Linked DNA regions of Homo sapiens: region 1 is linked to region 2. Evidence: chromatin loops called from intact Hi-C (ENCODE). Cell type or tissue: dorsolateral prefrontal cortex. All regions are shown on one strand. Links, peaks and the distances in the headings refer to the core of each region. The heading gives the core; the rest is flanking DNA.

What was found. Peaks named below come from ENCODE experiments on the same cell type or tissue, not always from the same donor. Only the 100,000 strongest peaks of a DNase experiment are listed, where the experiment ranks them.
Region 1: it touches region 2 in a loop (10-fold over the local background); 3 of 110 quality-filtered maps call a loop at or near these places.

What each region holds. Positions count from the first base shown.
Region 1 is chr7:95,680,281-95,692,426 of GRCh38, forward strand. All of the region lies in intron 2 of LOC105375409 (a long non-coding RNA gene), which reads left to right. Among named protein-coding and RNA genes, the nearest start is that of DYNC1I1, 86 kb to the right of the region's middle. In dorsolateral prefrontal cortex, for the core only: CTCF peaks have their summits at 6,034 and 7,655 (motif pointing left); DNase peaks (open chromatin) are centred at 6,001 and 7,642; H3K4me3 peaks cover 286 bases; H3K27ac peaks cover 3,614 bases.
Region 2 is chr7:95,472,748-95,484,893 of GRCh38, forward strand. It overlaps LOC107986823 (a long non-coding RNA gene), which reads left to right. Exons shown (of 3, transcript XR_001745286.2): 3 at 946-1,255. It also overlaps a transcript of ASB4 not described here. Among named protein-coding and RNA genes, the nearest start is that of ASB4, 7.1 kb to the right of the region's middle. In dorsolateral prefrontal cortex, for the core only: CTCF peaks have their summits at 4,424 (motif pointing left), 4,624 and 6,167 (motif pointing left); DNase peaks (open chromatin) are centred at 4,424 and 6,194; H3K4me3 peaks cover 1,136 bases.

The sequences.
Region 1 (12,146 bases), core at 4,067-9,066, 210 kb after region 2:
TTTTTTTTTGAGATGGAGTCTTGCTCTGTTGCCCAGGCTGGAGTGTAGTGGCATGATCTCGGCTCACTGCAACCTCCGCCTCCCAGGTTCAAGGGATTCTTCTGTCTCAGCCTCCTGAGTAGCTAGGATTACAGGTGCCTGCCATCACACCTGGCTAATTTTGGTATTTTGAGTAGAGATGAGGTTTCACGATGTTGGTTCCAGGCTGGTCTCGAACTTCTGACCTCAAGTGATCCACCCACCTCAGCCTCCCAAAGTGCTGTGATTACAGGCGTGAGCCATTGTACCCAGCCATTACCTGGATTTTTATCCAAACTCTCTTTTGTCTTTACTCCTTAAGTCAGAGCTTAACCATGATCACCTGGGAGCTTTGGAAAAAATACTGATGCCTGGGTCTCAATCCCAGAGTTCTGATGTCATTAGTTTGTGATGGGGTCCTGGCATGACTATTCTTGAAAAGCTCCCCGTGATTCTAGCATCCAACCAGGGTTCACAATAATAGCCTTAAGGATTGCTTGGTGGAAGACCATTGCAGAGTCTAGACTCTTATTTCCTGCTCTGCACATTCACCTTGACCAATCTCATCTACTTCTGGTTTCAGTTAGCATTTACATGCCGATGATTTTCAAACTAATATCTCTCAGCTCTCTCTGTTAAGTATGACCCATATACGTAACAACCAATTGGACAACTCCAATAGATATGTCATTAATATCTCATGATGATCATATGTACTATATTTTTCATTATTTCTTCCCACTCATCTAAAAAATTCTTGTTCATCTTCTGTGTTTATTAGAATAGTACTACTATCCACATAGTTGTAAGAGCTAGAAATTTCAGATTCCTCTCCAATTCCTTTAAGTCTCCCTGTCTAATCAATCATTACACTCAGTTTCAACATTTTAATATCTCTCACATTTATTCACTTCTTTTCATCTCCATTGCCATTTCCTGGTTGAGACTACCATTATTTCTTGCCTGTACAAGTTTCTCCAGAGTCCTGCTTCCTCCCTATTCTTCCTCCACACTGCAGCTGGACTGAACATTTAAGAACATGCATCCAGTTATGTCACTTCTTTGTCTCAGATCCTTCAGGGGTTCCCCCTTTGCTTTGGGATAGAAGCCAAAGGCCTTTGCCTGACCACCAGATGCTGCCTGACATTTCCCTGTCTTATCTCCTCAAACTCATGGCTCACCATTCCTCTCCACACCATGCTACTGTATAGGTATAGGGAACTGTGTGTAGTTTCCCAAATTCATGTGTTCCTCCATGTACCCACCCATAACTACACTGAAATGTCCTGCCTTTTCGTCCAGTTCACCAAATAGTTTTAAACCTTCCCTGTGTGTAGGGAACTCTGTCTTGATCACCACTTGTATACATAGGCATTTACACAATGTCTGGGGGTATAGTTGGCACTACAACACATATTACTGGCTACCTACTATGTTTCAAATATCATGGGGCTTACATCATGGTAGATTAAATGTTTGGTGATTGGGAAATAGATCCTTAATTATTTTATTGTATATCGATAAGCTCAGAGAGGTTTAATAATTTTCTAAGCATCAAAGCAAAAAGATGAGACTGAGGCTAAGTTTGATGTAGGTTGGCTGGCTCCAAAGCTCTTGTTCTTTCCACATTAATATGTTATACACACAGATGCTTTGTGAAGAGGCTATAATAAAGACGACATTTACAGTAGATGCCTCTGATACTTTGAAATGTTTCCTAGGTTATCATTGGGATTTCCTGGCTTTTCCAATCAACCTATGGCCTCTAACAAGCTCACAAAACAGCAGGCTGAAGCTATGTTCATCTAAAAGCAAAACATTTGGTCAATTAAACCAATTTAATAAAAAAACTGAATTTATTGGAAGGACAGCAATTTTCTTCTTGAATAGTTAGTTTGGCATCATGTGGGCAAAGCATTAAACTCTGGAACGTTTTTTCTTCTCCCGATTTAAATTTGGAATTTGAAAGTATGGCTTTCCTTGTGCTTCCTTTCTTCAAATTATGCAGGAGAGTAACTGTAGGTCTCAGAGACAGGTGCCTATAAAAGCTAGGTCAGTAAAGCAAATGAATGGACAAGGTTGTGTCCGTTCAATAACAGGTGCATGAAGACAAATGTATGTTGTGGTAATGTTAAAAAGGAATACAAGACTATGAAGGGTGGAAGAGGGAGAGATGAGTGTTGCAGAAATGTTGACTGAAAAGGAAAAAATAAAGACCAGATTTTAGGGAATAGAGCAGAGAGGGCAAAGAAATTTCAGTGAAGACCCTGCTTCCACTGGGTTCACGTAGAAGGAGAAAAACACTCCCTCTTGAGGGTGACAAGGTGACTATGGCAACCATCTTGAACCGGAACCAGGCCTGAATTTATTAACTCTGTGAGGAGTTTGCACTATAGGTTGAGGAACGACAACCAAATGGATAGAAAAATCTATCCTAACGCAGGAATAGAAAAGCAAATACTGCATGTTCTCACTTATAAGTGGGAGCTACATGATGAGAACACATGGACACACAGAAGGAAGCAACACACCCTGGGGCCTGTTGGGAGGTGGAGTGTGGGAGTAGGGAGAGGATCAGCAAAGATAGCTACTGGGTATTGGGCTTGACACCTGGGTGACAAAGTGGTCTGTGCAGCGGACCCCCATGGCACAAGTCTGCCTGTATGGCAGACCTGCATATGTACTCCTGAACTTAAAATAAAAGTTAAATTAAAAAAAGTCTATTCTAAGAGGAATTAGTCTTGTAAGTAGATCATCCCCACACCTCCATATGAGCTGCTTGCCCCAGAATCACACATGGTCATGAGTCAGCATCTGGGAGGGAAAACAACAGCCCCCGGACCAAGAAGGTATCACTGTCCCTTAGCACAGGGGCAGAGGGAGAGACTGACCATAGTTGCTTTCTGGAGATTTTCATGACCTAGAGGCAAGGCCCCAGAAATCTGGAAGCTAAGTGTTCTTAAAATATCTACATAAACTTATTAAAAAATCACCAGTTTTTCTTTAAGCCCGATAGTGTTTGGTTTTCAGACACTTGCAATTGTAAAAGTCCTCTGACTTTTTCAATTGTCTCTTATCAACTTATGAAAAGTTGCTCGAGCTTGCTCAAAACAAGAGAAACAAATTAAAATGAAAAGAGATGCCATTTTCACCTATCTGATTTGAAAAGATCTAAATGTTCAATAACAGGCTATGTTGGCCAAGCTGTGAGAAAGTGGGTACGCTCATACACTGTCGATGAAATATAAGCTGTTTGCAATGTTTATGAAGGGCAATGTGGGAATATTTATTAAAATAAAAAATTCATGGACTAAACCCAGGAATTCTACTTCTAGAAATTTATTCCACAAATATACTTATACATGTGAAAAATGCTAAATATATGAGGCTATTCATTATAGTATTGTTTATAACAATAAAAGATATAAATGAGCCTAAATGTCCATCAAGAGAGACTGGTTAAATGAAGTATGGTACAACCACATGGTGGAATACTCTGATATATGTTGTTTGGTGAATCAATTAATTTTGTGCTACCACTTGTATAAAAGGAAGGGGACAGAAAATGTTTATTCAAATATATGTCAATCTCTGGAAGGACATGGAAGAAAATAATGAGTGGTTACATATTTGGGAAGCAGGCATGAGGACTTACCAGATGAGACAAAGTTGAAAAGGAGCTTTTTGTTTTTGTTTTCACTGAATATTCCCTTATTCTTTTCATATAAATTTATTCCTTATTTTTACAAATCCAATAAATTTATTTTAAAGTAAGTAACAGAGTCCTAACTGATTTATTATAATGATAAATCACTAAACACATGTGTAGAGATCCTGGCACTGACCTGTTGGCTGCGTACATTGACACATCAAACTTCTTTGCCTTCCAGAATTTCTGATCTATTGCAGCTTTGAAAGATCAGGGCTGTAGTGCTCAAAAGAGATATTCCATGATTAAAATGGCCCCTACAGGACAAATTGAGAAGTTTCATTATTTTGGTCCCCCTTTAAAGACAAGAGTTTAGAAAACGTGGTTGGGAGTTGTGACCATGGATTTCTGCTTCCTGTTGCTAGAAATAAAAGTTTTGATAATTACCAATATAAGCACTACCAACAAAGCCAATTTGTAGAGAGCACATTGGGATGACAGTATGCTGAAAGAAGGAAATATACCTGGATTCTGACACTGCTCTTGTCACTCATATCTTTATGACTATGGGCTAAGATTCCTAATATTTCCAAGCCTTCATTTCCTCATTTGTAAAATGTAGACAATATTGCTTTCCTTTAAATGTCTAGCATGCTAAAGTTATCTCTTTATAACTCAGAACTTTGGTAAGTCAGGGATGTTCAAACCTTAGGCAATCCCAGGTCCTCCAAACTCACACGACAGGAAGTGGGCAGCTCAAAGTCACAGCCAAACACAGACCATTTCAAAGAAAAATTTTCCAGAGAACAAAACCAGAAGGGCCAGATTATATTGCTAAGGAACTCTAAGACATGACATGGACTGTGTTCTAGGCAGCACTGTTGTGTTTCCCATTTTCTGTGCTTACAATGGAGTCTTTACGGCACTTATATTATCCTTTATCAATTAATAGTTTGTATATTGATTGAGGATGATTAATGTTATGATGTATTATAAATTACTGGGCCATGAGAAACCAAGTCTAGATATAAGCAAGAATGCATATCACTTAGATATTACAGATTTGAAGTAATAAACACTAGGTTGCCTCCCTCTAGATAAGGAGTAAATGATTTTAAAATTTTTCTGTAGACATGAGCACTTTTTGAGATGTATGTATAGGGAGAGAGATACATGTAGATGCTGGGTACCCATCTTGGTACTCATTCATTTTCCTTTATGTTACACAACTCTAATTTTCCTTAGGAAAATTCTAATCCTACCTCTGATCCTTCACCTTGAAATCAAAGTACATGCATGTCCAGTTATGTGAAAAATGAATTTCCTCTCTTTGATTCAGTCACTATGAGTCTGGTATTCTAACCCTTGTGAGTGGAAAAATCTCGGCTAAATGCAATGGTTCTTTAATAAATGAAACAATGCATAACCTCATTTAGAATACAAGAAATAAGAATAAAATCACACAGACACTCCAGGTTTCCACAATCAGATTTGCAAATATCCAATATATTGATAACTCATTTTTTGTGTAACTTATGACAGAATAGGAATTATGATACTTTGCTGGTGGGAGTGTTAAAATGGTACAATACATATGATGAGTAATTTGGAAATGTTTGTCAAAATTCAAATGCATTTACCTTTTTGCTCAGCAATTTCATTTCTAGGATTTATTCTGCAAATAGACTCTTACATGTGAAATAAAGTAATATGTATTCCTTACATTATTATCTGTAACAGTAAAATATATCAGTCTAAAAGTCTATCAACAAGGGCCTGGATAAATGAAAAATTATCATACAGGGGAATACGTGGAGCTGTAAAAAAGAATGAGGAATTTCTTTTTGTCTAAATATGAACATACCTTCAAGATATGTTAGGAGAAATTTTTAAAAGTGAAGATGTTTGTGCAAAATATTTGTGTAAAAATAGAAAGAAGAAAGGAAATGTCTTTTCGTATTTGCTTGTATGTGTATGAATATCTCAGTAAAGATAGAAAATAAACTGAGAAGTATCGTTACCCACGGGGTGGAGGTGGAACATGGGTTTGGGGGATAAGATTGGAAGGGGGATTTTTTTCACTGTATACCTTGTATTTTCAAATCTTGGGAACCACATAAACTCTTCACAACAATTATACACACACACACACACACACACACATATTTAAATATATATATACACATATATATTTAAACAAAAAAATACAGTAACAGTAGAGTGAGGTTGTGGAGTTCTAAGCCATATATGGATTGCTGGTGCTGAAATGTCAGCTGCATAAATTGGATGAGCGGGCTTTCTTCCACCTTCTAGAATGTCAGCTCGGTGCTGCAGTGCTGAAAAGAGTTATCCCGTGGCAAGAGTGGCACCTACAGGGCACAGTAAGAATCTTATGTTTCTTTTTTTATTTTTATTTTTCAGAGAGGTGGAGGTGGCGTATGGATAGAGGTGTAATGATTGGTTTTCTATTGGAGTTGTTGGACAAGTGTTTTGACCATCATCATAGATTTACCATCAGATACAGCTGGATACAAATCCTGTTCCTATAATTTACTGTCTGGGTAGCTTTAGGCAAAGGCACTTATGTTTATTAAAAGCTATAGTTTCTACCCTTGTAAATTGTGGATGATAATATCTACCCTATCACAGTTTGGCTAATAAATTTTAAGTGAATTGTGTCACTTACGGAATACCAACCTTGCCGCCAAAATGTTCCTGTGATTGCTCAATGTCAGAGACAACCCCAAACCTGCATCAATAGGAAATGAGATGCTAAAGAAATACAGCCCAAGGAAGGAGCTATGAGGATGCAATCTAGAAGCTTCCCAGTCCAGCAAGTGAATGGAGAATGCCTGGGCAGAGGGAGCAGGAGAGAGAAAGAGTGAAGGGAGAGAGGAGAGAAAGGACGTGCACACTTCAATGGCATTCTTTGAATACTTTGATGGCATATTGGAAGCCCTGAATTTACCTCTGATTTTTCTGTTGTAAGGACAATAACTTTCTTTTTCTAAAGCTAGATTGAGGTGATTTACTTGTAATTGAAAAAAACTTCTAACAATATCTAATGGTGCATACTAAAAGCCGCTCATCCTCACTCATAATAAAAGTAGAAATTAAAAATGAGATGACATTTTCTACCTATTATATCGGCAAAAAGTTAAATTAAAATTGATAACACATTATATTGGCCAAGCTGTGGAGAAATAGGCCTTCTCATATTTTACTGATGAGCAGTTTAACAACTCCTGAAGCAGGCAAATTAAACATATTTGTTAAGATGCAAATATATGTATCTTTCGACCCAGCAATTATGCTTTTGTGTAATTTGTCCCACAGATATATACTCAATCCTGTGAAATGAGGCATGTACAAGGCTATTCAGCATTGTTCCAAAGAATAAACAATAAGCATCAAACGTTCATCACTGGAGAAGTGATTTCATTTACATGGTGGAAAACTCTGAATCCATTAAAAGGAATAAAAAAAATTTTAGAAACTGATAATGGAAAGTTCTCTATAATATATAGCTGTTTAGAAAAATACAGGGAAAGAATATGAAGAACTTGCTGTAATTTATGCTTAAAGGGGTGGGAGAAGGAATCTATGTTCATGTTTAGTTGCATGTGCACTAAAATCTCTGGAAGAATATACAAAAAGTGGAATAGCATGGCAAAGGCTACGTAGAGGAACTTGGTAGAAAAGGGACAGAGATAAAGGGATTCTTTTTCAATGAAGACGTTTTTGCACATTTTAATTTTTGAACCCTGTAACTGCACAACCGATTCAAAAATGAAATAAGATTCCAGGGGAAAAGATTTCACTTCTATGTTGGAGCTGTGGAACTCTAAACCCAGGGGTGGGATGTGAGGGGTCCTTAGTTTGAATTGTGTGTAGACTAGACTCCATCTTCTAGAATTTCTAATCCTTTCCAGCCTTGAGGGAACCAGTTGCAGAGCTGATCAAGAAATATCCCAGGGTTACAGTGGCACCTACAGGACAAACGGAAATGTTTCAGCTTGTTTCTTGGTGCTTTTTTTGTGGAGCAGGGGGAGTCAAAGTTTAGGAGGACAGAGATAAGGAGGTGACGTTACAGTTGCTAGTTACTGCAAACATAATTTTTATACCAGTATATTAGAAGCTTAGACCTTAGAGCTAAACACCCGTGATTACAAACATCGTGGCTTTGTCACCTGCTCTTTGTTATACCCCTGTTGTATGGCTTTAGGTAAAGGAACTTAACATTTCTGAGTTATAGTGTCTACTTGAAATATGTGAAATATGCTGTCTATATTACAGGTTAATGCCTCAGTGTTTTAAGAGACTTATTTTACCAGAGAAACTCCAAACCTGGCAAACAAAGGCCTGTGAGTACTCAACCCTTAAGACAATCCTAAATGCCCCAAACCTATCCCAGCAGGAAGTGAGCTGCTAAAGAGATGTAGTCCACAGAGGAGGCCTCCAAACCTGTGGGCTACATCACCCAGAGTTCGTCAGGGCCACGGAAGATAAGGGACAAGGAGATCCTTGTGGAGAACTCATCAGGGCAGCCAGATTGGCTAAGGAGCTCACATCACCTCCAGGTCAGGATACTTTGTGTTTCCAGTCCTACACATCATGGGAATTGCTACGCACCAGGAATTGCTACACTTTTTGCTGCTTCCCATTCTCTTCCTTATCAAATGGATGATTTTTTTGATAATTATCCTATTCTTTCTCTGTCCCTTCATGTATTGCATTTGTGGTTATATTGGAGCCATAGTTTGCTGAGCCAGAAGGAACCACCACACCAGGGCCTGACTAAGAAGAATCACCCAGAAATCCTGGACTTGGAGCTATAACTAGATAAGTCTTTGTGTGGTCTCCCTCTGAGAAGAGGAAAGTGCACTTTCCATGGTATCTAATTATGGCTTCATTAGGTAGGCACTGGCGTTTTTGAAGGGATATGTGAGAGTAGAAGGGACAGTGTGTTGTTGAAGGTGTGAATTACAGCTAAAACCTCTGTTGTTAGCCAAGCCAGCGCTTAGTTGTCTTTCTACATTTAATGTCACTTTGATCTTCTGTTGGACACCTGGAATCCATGCCTCTCACATCTCTCAATTCACCTAGTTTGAGTGATTTTGGCTCTATCCCCGGCTCCAGAAGTGGTTGTATGACTCAGGCCTGGCCAGTCAGAACACTGCATCCTGTTCAATTCAGGTCAGAGAGACTCAGGGCAAGCAAGATCTCTCTGCTGAGATTGGAGCTGCGAGAATGAAGGGGAAAGGAGCCTGTCTAAGGACAGGGCCAAGACAGAGGGAGCTGGAGTGAGAGTGAGAGTGAGAGTGAGATTGAGAGAATGAGAGCGAGAGTGCGAAAGAGAAATCACAGTCGGGGGTGACATTTAAGCCTTTGGAGTAAGGCCCATTGGACATTCTCCATCTAGGCTTTTCAGTGATGAGAAAATAAACATCTTGCTTGAGCCAGGTAGACTGCGGCTTTCTATTGCTTGCAATCAAAACAGTTCTAAATCAAATGGCTCTTAAACCAAAAGATGCTCAAACTCATAATAATAAGAAAATAATTGATACAACTTTTTTTTTTAACTCTCAGATTGATTGGCAAAAATTCAAAACATACTGTGTTGGCCAAGCTTTTGGGAAATAGACAATTTTTACATGGCTGCCAGGAGCACAAGCTGGTACAAGCCCTGTGAAGGGCAATTTGAAAATGCCCGTAAACATGACAAATACATGTATCCTCAGATGCACGACAAAGTGAGAATTTTTCTGTTTTTTCATTATTTTTTTCTGACTGGCAGAGAAATTCAGCAGGAATTCTCAGATATATTTAGGTATATTGACACACATGCAAAATGGACCCTATACAAAACTTCTCATTTCAGTATTATTTTAAATGGCAAAACAATCAACTTACATGTTCATCAATAGAGAACTGGGTAAATAAATTTTGGTGTATCCATAAACTGGGAATACTTCAAAGCTAGAGAGGTGGGGGCAAAGAGGAATTTTTATGTACTGATATACAGGATTTCCAAGATATAGTATTATATGGAATAATTAAGACACAGAAAAAAAGGTGTTATAGTACATTATCATGCAAAATAAAAAGTTGCTTTTAAAGTATTTGCTTGTATGTGCATAAAATGGTCTCTGGAAGTATAAAAGAAACTAATAACTTTGCTAACCTTTGATATGTAATAGGTAAAAGGGAAATTTTTTAGCATATTCTTTTTATCATTTTAATTTGTTTTTGAGCCATATGAAAACATTACTTATTCAAAAACTAAATGAATATAAATTTTTAAATTTTCTCATTAGGACCTACAAGCTAAAGAACAGTTAAAAAACAGGCAGTGAAAAGATTCCAGGGGAAACGATTTCACTTCTGTGTTGGAGCTATGGAACTCTAAACCCAGGGGCGGGGTGTGAGGGGTCCTTAGTTTGAATTGTGTGTAGACTAGACTCCATCTTCTAGAATTTCTAATCCTTTCCAGCCTTGAGAGAACCAGTTGCAGATCTGTAAAGAAATATCCCAGGGTTACAGTGGCACCTACAGGACAAACGGAAATGTTTCAGCTTGTTTCTTGGTGCTTTTTTTGTGGGGCGGAAGAGTCAGTGAAACAACAGGCAGTGAAAAAAAAAAAAATACACCAATCTTACTGATCCAGGCAGTGAAATGCATAAGTTGAATGAACCAGCTTCTTCCATTTTCTATGAATATCTGGTCTATTGCAGCCCTGAGAGATCTGTGCTATAAAGCTGGAAATAGATGTTCTGTGATGAGGGTGGCACCTGCAGGACAAAGTGAGAATTTTTCCTGTTTTTTTTTTTTTGTTGTTGTTGTTTTTTAATTGTTTTCTTACTAGCAGAGGAAATCAGCGGAGCATGGAGAGGGCAGGTATTGAGCATGAATTTTCCCCTTAGAGTTGCTAGATGTAAAAGTTTTACTAAAAATAATGGAGACATTGCAAACAAAACTATTTTTATATAAGGCACACACAGAGAATCAGTGTGGAATAGAGAGGTAAAAGTAGACTCTGGTAACATATATTGGCTTTGTCACTCCCCAGCTTTGTGGATTTAGGCAAAAACCACATAACATGACTGAGCTTAGAGGCTACACCTATAAAATGAGGGCAATAAAACTCACCTTAAAGGACTGTTGTCTCTTAACTTTTGAAGGGAGTTTCTTAGCCAGAGAAACCCTAACCTGACAAACAGTAGCCTTCAATTGCTCAATCCCTGAGGCAATTCCAGGCCCCTAAACCCACTCACTCAGGAAATGAGATGTTGAACAGATGCAGTCCATGGAAGGGGCATCCTTCTGAAAGTCCTCACTTTAAATGGGCCATGGAGGATAAAGGACAGGAGAGAAACTTCCAGGGTGGCTAAAGTCATATGACAAAATAGCTCACCTCAACTCTGGAAAGCCAAATGAAAGCCTTTACTTCAATTGTGATCATCTCTCCCTGTTAAGTGTGTAATGTGAATTACGGTTTTCATTTAATCATAGTTTGCTGGACTATGAGAAGCCACATTAGGACCAAGAAAAATATTCATCACCCAAAGATTCTGGACTTAGAGTGACAACAAGTTTACTTACGAGTTTGGAGTTGTTCACCTCACCTCCCTCTGAGATGTGGATGAGCACAGTTTTTACTGTGAGTAGCGTAGCTGCACTGTATTGACACGGGCACTTCTGAACATGTACGTACAGGTAGAAGGATGTGCTGTTCCTGTGACTCAGGCCTGGACAAACAGAGCTGTCCCTCCCCACTTTATAGTGATGGTTCAGGGATAGGTACATGAGAAAATTGAAGTCAGTTAGAGTCAGGCCTAGGACTTTCTGCCCAAGTTGAAGCTATGAGAATGAAAGCCTGGTACTGCCTGGAGGTGGGGAAGGTGGGGAGAAAGACAGAGAGAGAGAAACAGAGACAGAGATTGGAGCAGAGCCAGGTTTGATGAGATCTTTGGGTTCTTGGATTGAGGCATGTCTCCAAATGCACCTACTGACTTTATTTTATCTGAATATTTATTTCTATTCTTAAACCAATTGAGCTGCATTTTCTACCACTTGTAACTGGATTTATATGAAAGCTGTCATACCCCATCATAGAAAAAAGAAATGCAAGCTGAAACTACACAGATAACATTTTTCACTTCTCATATTGATAAAAGTCCAGAACATTTGGTAACACACGGTGGACAAGCTGTGGGGCAGAAGGCAGTCACACACAGGATTGGAGGAAGTATAACCTGCTATAATAGAACCCTTACGGGGGGAAGTTTGAAAATTCTATAAAAATTACAAATGCATCTACCCTTTCATCCAAAAAGTCCACTTCTATGAATTTATTGTGCATACATCCTTGCACAAGAGAAAGACCAGTAGGCCGGTTATTCTCCCTTGGCCTCCCTGCCTCATTTCCATTCTTTTCTGCCATGTGTTTGGTCTTTTTCTGCCATGCATTTGGTCCAGG
Region 2 (12,146 bases), core at 2,487-7,486:
ACCTCAGCTGGATTTGCAGCTAGCCCCAAGGAGCACTCCTCAGGAGCAACACAGGTCTATGTATAACATTTCAGCTCTGGTCCACCCAGAAACGTGCACTTCCCATCCCACGGTGTTTGCATAATTTAGGCATGCTATAGTTAAGATTTGCCAAAACTTGTAGAGAAAAATCAAACTGTCTCAGTACAAGGAAACCAAACTGCTAAATCCTCTATTTCCTCTCTCCACGCTCCAGCAGTTTGGCAGTAGAATAAATGATTGCTCACCAGTGGCAAGTTTCCATGGAGTCGGTAGCTCCTAATATCTTTTCTGAAGGGACGGGCAGTGAGCTGATTTTCTCCACCAGGGAAGTAATGATCCTAATGAGCAGAAACTAGGAGAGAAAAAAAGTCAAATTCTCAAAGAAGACAAAAAGGGAATTTCTCACCTCTATCCGTCAGAGGAGTCAGAGCTTTCCCATTCAAGGAGACCTGTCGGATTGCACTGAATTAATCATGATAGCTAACATCTTCTAGCATTTACTATGCCCTAGATACCCTTGTAAGGGCTTTACACATGTCAACTTAGTTAATCCTCACAAGAACCCAATGAGGTATTATTATTATCTCCATTTTAGACGTGAAGGACCCAAGGCACAGAGAGGGTAAGCAGTTAAGTCAGGAGAGCAGCTGCCTGGCTGTGAGAGCCACAGGTTTATCCAGGACAATAACAAGCAGTGATGAGTTCCCAGCGGAGCCTGGCTGGGTGTGCAGCTGCTAGACCTCGTACTGTTTGTCCTTACAATAAATCCCCATTAATGAGGGAAGCACGATTGGTCTCCCTTGCTCTTGCAACCTGAAAGAGCCTATAGAATACAGATGCCATTGTGAATGCTTTTGTAATTTGGAGATTCCTTTTTTTTTTTTTTTAATCAACGGAATAATCAGCCTCTTCATGTATCCATAGGGAATTCAGGAGAGGATTGAAGAAGCGGTTCCTGTTTTTGAGGCATTTGCAATCATTGCTGGAGAGACAGAACCAACAGATGGGGAACAATGGTCAGGGACTCCAGGCCTGATTTAAGCCAATGCCGCCCTGTGGTCTTTACCCACGAATGGTGTGGAAAATGAGAGCAGGGAAGAGGATTTACTCACTGGCTGTGGAGTTAGGTCAGAAGGGGGATGGAAAGAAGGAACCGGATGGCTTTGGGGACATTTCTTAATCTTTAGGCTTCACCTTCCTTAACTGAAAATAAAGCCATAAGTTACCTCCAGAACTCTTTCAGCCTTAACATTCAATGAATCTCGATCTTTTCTGTAAAGCTAGATTTTTATGTGTGGTATTTGCTAAAAGTTGGGGCGCACCCTTACTTGATCTGGCCCAGACTATAGATCACATGAAGATCACATTAAATCAGGTCGAAAGACTTTTCTGACTTCAAATTAGCGAATATGCATATGTGCTGAACTTTAGTCTTTTCCTTTTCTTGAACATTCAGTTTAATAATTGTCTCTGCCATTTTACACATTTATTTTTCTTGGCTATTTATATTTTCCTTTTGGGGAGGTCAAATATAAAAATAGGATATACATGGACTGTAGCAGTTGATAATAACTTGTGTGCTTTGATTTTTTAAAGAACCAAAATTTACCAAAAGGGATCTTGCTCACTTATCAATTTGTTTTTTTTATATCTCTGTTTTTGTACATATCTTTTAAGTTATTCCAGACCCTGACAACTGGACACCTGGTTATGATTGCAGAATGTGCAGTTTAAAATCCTATTTTAAAACTTAGTTTTTGTTTTTCTTTTTGAGACAGGGTCTCATTCTGTCATCCAGGCTGGAGTGCAGTGGTGCAATCACGGCTCACTGCAGCCTTAACCTCCTGGGCTCAAGCAATCCTTCTACCTCAGCCTCGTGAGTAGCTGAAACTACGGGCACATGCCACCATGCCAGGCTAATTTAAAAAAAAATTTTTTTTAGAGATGGGTGTCACCATGTTGTCTAGGCTGGTCATGAACTCTTGGGGCTCAAGCAGTCCTGCCTCAGCTTTCCAAAGTGCTGGAATTATGGCATGAGCCACCATGCCTCATCTAAAAATTAGTTTTTATATCATTATGCATACCATGTTTTCAACAGTAAAATGGTTTTACCCCAAATAGGCATGTAGTTAAGGTAAAAATTATCTGATGTTACTGATCATTGAGATTTAGAAACAGTAATTAAGGAGGAGGGATTCAGGAGATACTTTTGCAATATGATCCTTAGGATGAGGTGGCTTTCTATACCCTGGCAAATGTTCTGTAGAGCCTATAGACAAGCTGTTTTTTATGTATAGTGCCTAGACCAGCAACACTGGCATTTAACAAGAACTCAGATCTCACTCATACTCTGTCAGGTGTGACCCAGCAGTCTGTGTTGTAACAAGCCCACCAGAGGACTCTGAAGTACCGAAAAATTTGAGAAGTGCTGTCATAATCCAGGCTGTCAATAGAATAGGTAGGGTCATATACTATACACTCACTACACTATAGCCAATGACCATCTTTCCTTACATAGTCCCTCCCCACGCCCACCTGGATGTAGAATTTAGAAGTAAAATCACAACCTAGAATATTGGCAGTGGTCAGTGACTCCCCATTGCAGGTTGAATTTAATTAATTAATTATTTTTTGAGATGGAGACTGGCTTTGTCACCCAGGCTGGAGTGCAGTGGCTCAATCTTGGCTCACTGCAACCTCCACTTCCCAGGTTCAAGCAATTCTCCTGCCTCAGCCTCCCGAGTAGCTGGGACTACAGGTGCGTGCCACCACACCTGGCTAAGTTTTGTATTTTTAGTAGAGATGGGGTTTCACCATGTTGGCCAGGCTGGTCTCAAACTCCTGACCTCAGGTGATCCACCCACCTCAGCTTCCCAAAGTGCTGAGATTACAGGCATGAGCCACCGTGCCCGGCCTTGAATTTATTTAATAGCTAAATTGCTCTACTTGCATTCAAGGTCTTCTGTCTTTATAAAACCAAATCATGTATTCCAGTGTCATCTTCTATTTTTCCTGCTCATATTCTTTATCTTTTAGTAAAATTAGATGGCCATTCTCTCCCCCATCTCTAATCCTTGCCATGAGCTGGCAAGGTTGTGAAGAATCTTTACTTAGTTAAGATTTATGGGGTGCCTTCCTAAATGGCATCACAGTGTAAACAAAGAAATCAAATCACCTGAACTTTTCGGTCTCTATATATCAAGATCCCAAGATCCTATTTCAAATACCATTTCCTCTGTGAAATCTTTCTTGATTCCTCAAACCGAATGGTGTGATCTTTCCTTTTTATAATGCCAGCTCCCTGTGTTTCGTATTTCTGGCACAGTAGATTCTGGTCTGCCTTATTGTATAACCAGTATGGTCTAATTTCATTCGTCTATAAGTTCTTGAGATTGGGGCTGAATCCTACACATCTGTCGGTCCCTACTACACCTATCACAGTGTCAGACACCTAATAATAACTCAGTCAATAGTGTTCAAATTGTGGTATGCAGCGGCAAGGCTTCCAGCCCAGCCCAGAGTCATCGGATAGCTTTCAGCCAAGGCTGTTAGCTGTGTGAGGTAGGTGCGTATTGCATGCTTGTCCCAAAATATTCTCTTGCAGGTGACTGACATTCTTTTTTATATTTAAAAAAAAATTTATAGAAAGCTCACAGCCCATGTTTAAAATACAAAATTCACCTATGAGAAATCAAGAAATGGAAGGAAGATCTAGAGGACAAGCCTAGCTCTTTTACCCCCTGGAGCAATCAAGGGGCAGCTACAGACACTAGAAAAGACCAGGGCTGGGAAACGGGAACAATATCTTTGATTTCACAGTCTTGCCTGGGGCCTTGACTGACAGTAGCTGCTGCTTTAACCTCCATCTGTGGCTTCACGCCTTTTTAGAAAGGACTCAGGAAATCACACTCTGGTCTTATAGGGAATATTTTCAGCCTAGGAGAAAAATTGTGAGCATGAGAAGCAAGCTTGTCTTGCTTTCCCACACCCAAAGACAGAGACTCATAAGACAACGGTCTGTAAAGAATCTGGAGACACATGGTATGAAACATTTTTAGCTTATTATTTTGAATGTTCTTCTTAATACCATTGTAGCAAAAACAAACAATAAAGGGACAACCCACTCCTCCTCCAAACAATGTTTAATTTATGTATTTGTTAGATACATATTGAAATTTATTTTATGAAATCATAAACCAATAGCAAATTCTCAGTAGAGAAATTCATTGTAGGAAAATATGATCAGGAAAGATATGGTTTACGTGGATTAAAACAAAATTTTTAAAATCCATATTTGTGGTTTAACCTGGATCACGTTTTATCCGCATTGGCTTGGATTTTTTTTTTTTCCCCAGGATACTGCAGCTGTTCTTCCGGGTTCATTTATCGAGGAACACTGCCATCATGTGGCCTGACGTGTTAACACAGTCCCTAAAAGACAACTAGCAGCACGGTTTTAATTTTGATTCTCTCTCTAGAAAAACGTTTGTGGCTTTAAAATGTGCTTCGTTATTTGAAGCTGTGTTTGTTAATACCTTTCTGAAATGGCATCCTTAAAATATTTGCCAAAGGGTCAACTCTACGTCACCTTTTGAATTTCTCAAGTATATAGTTATCACATCAAAAAATATATAAAATAATAATTGAACATTGCTCATTTTATAAATTTGTCAAGTTTTCACAAATTTATCTACTGTAAAAAGAGTGGAATGCTTTGCTTATATACACTAGTGTGGCTGCTTATTTTTTCTTTACACTATCAGTTTAGGGAGAGGAGATGCAAAACTATAGAAAACTACAGAAAGGCAGCGTTGTGTAGTTCAAAAACTAAAGTATGAAGCTTGACATTAGGTTGGAGACTTCGCTTTGCGACTAATTAATTATGCAATTTTGTGCAAACATGTAAGTGAGATGGCCTCAGTACTTTTTTTCTTAAATGAGAAGATTTGATACCCTTAACAAGAACCTTTTTTTTTTTTTTTGCTATAATTCTGTGATTCTACAAGCAAAATTAAGTTCTTTTAAAAAGCAAGAGTGTTGTTTCTCTTTAGGTATACTATTTTTCTATGGTTTTCTGAAAATATGTGCCCCCTTTCTCTCCACTCCTCTTTCCCATTCCTAACTGCAGCTTTGTCTGCAAATTTGTTGTGCAATTTTTTTTTTCCTGCAATATCCCATAGTTTTGGTGTTGTGTTGAGGATTGCTCCTTCATGAATTAGATACTTCCATAGTATAAAATAAAACTGATGAATCTTTGCAATTGGTAAACAACTTATTGGCTTCTGACAACTGTGGGTGTAAAAAGAACGTTACAGAGGACAGTCCAATTTCTTTACCCCTTAAAAGGGAAGGATAATTTTTTTTTCTTACTGCACCTCTGCATCATAAATTTGTCAAAAGTAAAAAGAGGATGCAAATGCTGCCTGGAGTACAATTGTGAGGTAAATGTTCTGAAGAGACAAAATTATGGTAAATTATTCCCTCGAGTTGATGTTGTGAAGTGTGTAACTGGGTGAGGGATGGAAATACAAGCTGGTGTTGATGTTTAAACTGTGCTGGACGGCGTGTAAATGCAGGTCAGTTGCTAGGAGACCTGGAACACAGAGCTAATGCCCCCTCTGTGGGGCAGGGATGTTTGATCTGAAAAAACCTTGTCTTTCACAGTCAAAGATGACGTGAAATGAATAGTCTGTCAAAATTCAGGTGGGCCAGTGCTTGGTTACTGCTTATGTCAATCCAGCCATTCTGACATCCACCACCTGTAAAGAGAGTCGCTGAAACGGAACAATCTAGCATCGTGCCAGCGACCAAGATTCTCCGGAAACACTCAGGGTAATTAGCTACGAATTCTTTAAATACTCTTACATGAAAGGCAGCTGGTTTGTTCGCTGATATGGGATCCAAGAAGTGGGCAGTAGCGGCTAAATAATTACTTCAGCATTCCAAAGAGAGGGATGCCAGGCCACAAATAGAGTTCCAAGCGAAGATGTGCTTGCGTAGGACTTTGGACCCTCCCGTTTACAAAGCAATCATTTCTGCCATTTGTGAGGATTGTTGAACAGATTTTATGTTAAACACACATGCTCCCAGTATGTAATTACAATTGAGAATGAATACGCCGAACTTTAGCGCTGAAGCATCTTAGCAGTTCTTCCAGCGCCCCCAACTGCTTGAAGACAGAACCTGAATCAGTCTGTGGACAAGGGCAGCCCATAACATGGCTGCCACAGGGAAGACTTTCAAAAAATCTCAGCAAGGTCTTCTGCCCTTGCAAAATGGTATTAATCTTTGCCAATGTCCAGGACACTGTGTTCCATAAGGGAGAAAAAAGCCCTAAAGGCTGAGGAGTGTGTCTAGTAGGTCTCATTTTACTTACAGGAAAAGAAGTCACTGAGAGGTATTTTGAATTATTTGAAACACACAGCTTATGACCACCAGAGCTGGGAATACGATCCAGGTGTCTCAGTCTGACGGTCTTTCACCATAACACCACTTAGTATTTCTCAGGAAAAATTGTGATGTTCTATTAGTCCACTGATATGAACAACAGTAATAATATGTAACTCTCCTATAATGCTTCACAATATGCAAAGTACGTTTATATACGTTGTTTCATGTGATTTTTACAACCCTGGTAATTATTCTTATGAAATAGTATGCTTAGTCCACAGAATTGATCTGTATTGTTATAAAAGTATAGTTTTAATTGTACTAGCTTGCTGGCTCTTTATTATAATATTGTGGCCATGCCCCCAAATCAAGATGGCCTCTGGGAATAGATCATTGAAATCCTAATGTGGTTTGAAAATTTTTTGTGTGTTTGCCCCACTTTTTTGTGTTAAATATTGAATATCCACTGATAAAATATGCACTTTATTGCTTGTCTACAGAAGAAACAAAACTATCATCAATTATAAGCCATTTTGGAGAACCTACTATGTATCAGGCCTAGAACACAGCAGATATGAGGATGCTGTTGTGGGTTTAGCTTTGAGAGAATTGGACTTGGGTTCAAGAAGTAGAAGAAAGGAAATAAATGCATATTCATCAGTTATACTCCTAAGCTTCATTGAGCTTCAAAAATATCTGAAAAGAGGTGCAGGCATCTGAATAGGATGGCTTCCTGGTGTCCCTTCCTGTTTCTTGTCTCAGGGTCTTAGAATCTGCTGCTCCCATGGCCTAGAAATCTCTTTCCCTAAATATCAGCATAGCTTATTCCCGCAATTCAAGTTTTTGTTCAAGGCAAGTGAATACTTCTCTGACCATTTATTTGAATTTGCAGTGCTTTCCAGGGCCATAACACCTTCCCAGGACCAACCTGGAAGTGGAGGAGACTTTTCTTACTTGTTGGTCCACAGGAGCACACCTTGTTCTGATCTATACAAGGGTGGCTTATGGTGTGGCTGCAATCCTAGACCTTACCCAGTTTACTTTTCTTGGTAGCACATATTACCATGTGACAAACTATATATCTTACTGTCTGTTTTTTTGTCTGTTCCCTTGTAGCCCCTCCACTGGTATAAAAGCTCCATAAAGGTAAAGATTTTAACATGCTTTCTTTGTGTATCTGCAGTACTTATAAAAAGTACAGGTGGTAGCTAAGATGGACCCCATTGATTCTCACTTCCTGGTTTTCACACCTTTAACAAAATCCTCTCTCACTCTGAATCAGTGCTAGTCAGTGTGACCATAGGATATGATAGAAACAGTGGTATATGACTTCCTAGGTTAGGTCACAAAAGATGTTGCAGCTTCCAACTGGCTCTCTTGGATCTTTCATTCTGGGAGAAATCAGTTACCATGTTGTGAGGATACTCAAGCAGCCAATGGAGAGAACTACATGGACACAAACCACATAACCAGCATCAACTTGTTAGCTAAGTGACTGAGCCACTTTTAAAGGGGATTGTCTAACCCCCGACCTTTGTGTCTTTAGTTTGAGGCCACAGACATCATAGAGCAGAGACAAGCCTTTCCCACTGTGTCCTGATCCACAGAAACCATGAGAGATAATAAATGATGACTGTTGCTTTAAGCCAATACATTTTGAGGTTATTTGCTATGCAGCAAAAGATAACTAATACAGTGTCTGGCTCATAGTAAGTTCCCAAAAAATATTTATTGAATGAAGGGCTAAATGTGAGCTGATTTCTTACTAGATTACTCAGTGATCAAATAGAATATCTAATTAACCTGAAAAAAACCATATAAAAATCCATTTGAGCAATAGGAACATTGGTTGGGAGTGTCAAGATCTAGGCTTGAGTGTTATATCTGCTGCTTATTTGCTATCTGACCTTGTATAATTCATTTATAGTCTTTGATTCTTAGTTTACCTGATCTGTAAACTAGAAATAATGATAACAATTAAAATTTTACCACAAATAATACCTCCTGCCTGGAAGAGCCTTGTTGACATTGAGAACTTCTGGATCAGACCTCTGCTGAAACCCAAACACTACAACTGGAATTTTCCATTATAGGAACCAATAAATCTTTACTGGTTCAGTTCCAGTTGCTGGTGTTACTTACAAACAAAGGCATCTTTATGCTAAGCATTAACACTAACCTATAAAAGAATAGCAAAAAAAGGAAAAAAAAACAACAAGATGACGTGTAATAAGTAAGATGCTACATATTACAGAAGTATAACAGATGAGAAGAAAGGGATGTCAGACCACTTAATCATCCATTTCTGTAATAGCAAGGACATCTAATTCAGCTGCTGAGAAAGTCAGGAGGCCCAAGGGGTTCTGTTGCCACAGAAATTCTAGTTTCCAATTCTAGCTGGCTTCAAATTTCTTCCCTATGGTTGCATTTGATAAGTGATTGTGGCTTAGTAGCATCAAATTCATGTTTAAATGCCATGATAAACCAAGGAGCCATTTGTGTTCCAGAGAAGATATTCCAAGTAGACAGATTATGTTGTACACAGACAAGCATCTGGGACTTTGTGCCTGCTGTCTCAGCCATGGGTCCCCAGAGAGTACACCAGGGTCTTACGGGCCACTTGCCACATCATTGCCTTGTCAGAAAGGTCTTCATACTATTTCAAGAGCAAAGGACACTGTTCTGGACATGTAATGAAACAGTAATAAAAAGCTCATCTTATAGAATGGAGAGTTTTCATTTTTAAGAGCTGAGGAGACAGGAATTTCTGACAGGCCTGACTAGACAGTGTGAAACATGACCACTGTGTAATTTGACCTCCTGAGGTGAGTTGAAGCGGTGGCTTGGATAGTGGAGGCAGGTCTCACACCTGCTATTAGCATTGGTGGCATTGCTTCCTATGTTAGAAGGACTTTGATGGGCAATTTAATTAAGCTGCTATTTGCTTTGTAGGTGCAAATAATCTGTAAGTTTTATCCTTTGCTGCTCAGGTAAAATAATCAATTGATTTTTAGCAGAATTATATAGATAACATTTTCAACTTGATACATTTTTTAAATGAAAATTTGCTTTGTTTGTTTTCTTGGATTATTCCACGAAGTTTAGATACAGTATTTATTTATATAGCTATGGGACAAGACTGAAATAGCTTCTGTGGGAAAAATTATAGCCATCTCTTTAGGCTAAAATTTTAAATTTGCATCCAGATATTAAAGCAATGCTTTAAAATTTCATTCTGAAGTCATGTTCCCTGTGGCCTTTGACCTTGAGGGCCAAGTTTTGAAGTTTGCCAACCTGAGGAAAGGACTGAAGGACAATCTGTCCATTGATCAGCTTTAAGTCTCAATGCAGACACTTACAAAGACAGCCGTTGTGAGACTCAAGGATTAGGAAATGAGGATATTTCTAAATCACCTTATCTCCTTATTTAGCATTTCAAGGACCACGCCTGAAGGACTCACGTCATAGGGTTTCTTTCACAAGGCAAAGATGATAACCATTCCACCTCTGGAGGGAGATCAATAGGCTTGCTGACGTAGGGAGAAAAAGAAAAGCTAGAGAGGCAGTAAATTGTCCAACTGGACCCTTGTAGCTAGGAAGGCTAGAAGTCTTGATGGATTATGAGAGGATATATAGCCTGATCCAGGGGTCAGATGGCATGTACTCAGCCCTCCTCACACACTTCTTCCGGGGTTGAACTTTGATGGGATGGGGGGTGGTTTAGAAACAACCAGATATGCCTGAGGAAGTTCGAGGACACTGAGGTTAGCGGCTCAGCATTAGAGAGAATGTAGACCCCTTGGGAACTCCATTCCTTAGCTTAGGTTCATGTCTATTCTGGCCCTAAGAAGATGGCACAATAGAAGATGACTTGTTCTTCATCGTCCTTGTCAGCCGACGGGCTGCAGCGTTTGAGAACATCAAAACTGGAGTCAAATGATCAGAATCACACACTCTAGTAGCCAGATAGGACCAAGTAAGTGACGACCCATTCTGCCACGGAGATATCAGGGAGGGTCCAGAGGACAATGAGTCCATCTGAGGACCCCCTTTTCTTTCAGTCACCATGAGGTCTCGTAAGCTGCACTCTTACTGCTGACTGCTATTCACTTGATACACGTGGTCTGGCCATACTGGTAATTTATGACAAAAGTCTCTTCTAGTTAATACCAGTTGTTAAATATTAGCATTGTGAATATTGTTCCTCCATGTATCCCATATTCCCTGAAGCTCTCTTAGAGGGAAAGCCTGAACTCTCAAACACAGAGAATTTTATTCAAAGAGACTGATCATTTACCTAAAGAGACTGCTAAATATTTGGATCAGATTAACACATCAGGTTGGACAAAATTAAATTGTCCTTCTTTTTGCCACTGAGTTAGGTGGGGAGACCCATAATGGGGGATCAGATCAAATGATTAGATATAAACAAACTATATTATTTTTGTATGAAATTTAGTATATTTGCAGCTTTGTGACAAATTCTAGTGTATGGGAAATGGAGGCGATCTAGGGATTCCCATCGCCACTTAAATCTGTTAGTGAGCTAAGTTACACACGGGCAGGGATTTCTGTGTTTGTTCACTGCTGTATCTGCAGTGCCCAGAATAAGTGTCTGACAAATGGTAGATACTCGATGGGTATTTGTGGAAAGAATCATAACAATAGCATAAAACAGACTTGCAAAGTGCTCCCTAAAAATGCCAATACAATTTCAACAAAAGCAGTGTGTCACAGAGAGTCAGTTGGGAGCCAATCCCTTGGTTGAGGAAGTATTTCCATATATGGCTCTTTTTGTTGTTGCTATTTTTCAAAAATTATATAATTTAAAATCTTCAAAAATTGTAAAATGTTTAACATTAAAAAGTAAAAAAAAAAAAAAAAAATTGTCAGGCATAGTGGCTCATGGCTGTAATCCCAGCGCTTTGGATGGCTGAGGCAGGAGGTTCGCTTAAACTTAGGAGTCGGAGATCAGCCGGGGGAACATGGCAAAACCCTGTCTCTTCAAAAAAACACACAAAATTTAGCCAGATGTGCTGGTTGCATGCCTATAGTCCTAACTACTCCAGAGGCTGAGGTGGGAGGATGGCTTGAGCCTGAGAGGCAAAGGTTGCAGTGAGCCCAGATCACACCACTGTGCTCCAGTCTGGTGACAGAGTGAGATCCTGTCTCAAAAAAAAATAACAAACAAAACTAATCTATAGTATTAGAAGTTAAGATTTATTGTTATCTCTTTGAGGCAGGTGTTTTGATTAGAAGAGGACATAAAGGGGGCTTCAGGTAAACTTGAACTAGTCTATGGTTTAACCTCAATGTTGATTACATGAGTTTGTTCACTAAAAATTTGACAAGCTGTATACCTGTAACTTGCCAATTTCTTGCATTTATATTACACATCAATAAAATAAGTTTAAAATTATGTTGTGATTTGCATCATTTACATGCTTAAGTAAATTCTAAGAATCAAATAGTATCATTGTAAGTTTTTAAAAATTCATGTTTTTAATTATTCTGCAGAAAGTTTGCACCAGTTTTGACTTCCACAAACGACATATAAAAATGCAATTTATTTGCATTCTCTTTAGAACTTGCTATTATAATTTTCCTAATTTTTAATGATTTTATGTAAGAAAAATTAAGTGTATACTTTTCTCTCCAACTTTTTATTTGAAAAATTTCAAACTTACAGAAAAGCTGAAAGAATAATGTAATGGATACCAATATATCCCTTACTA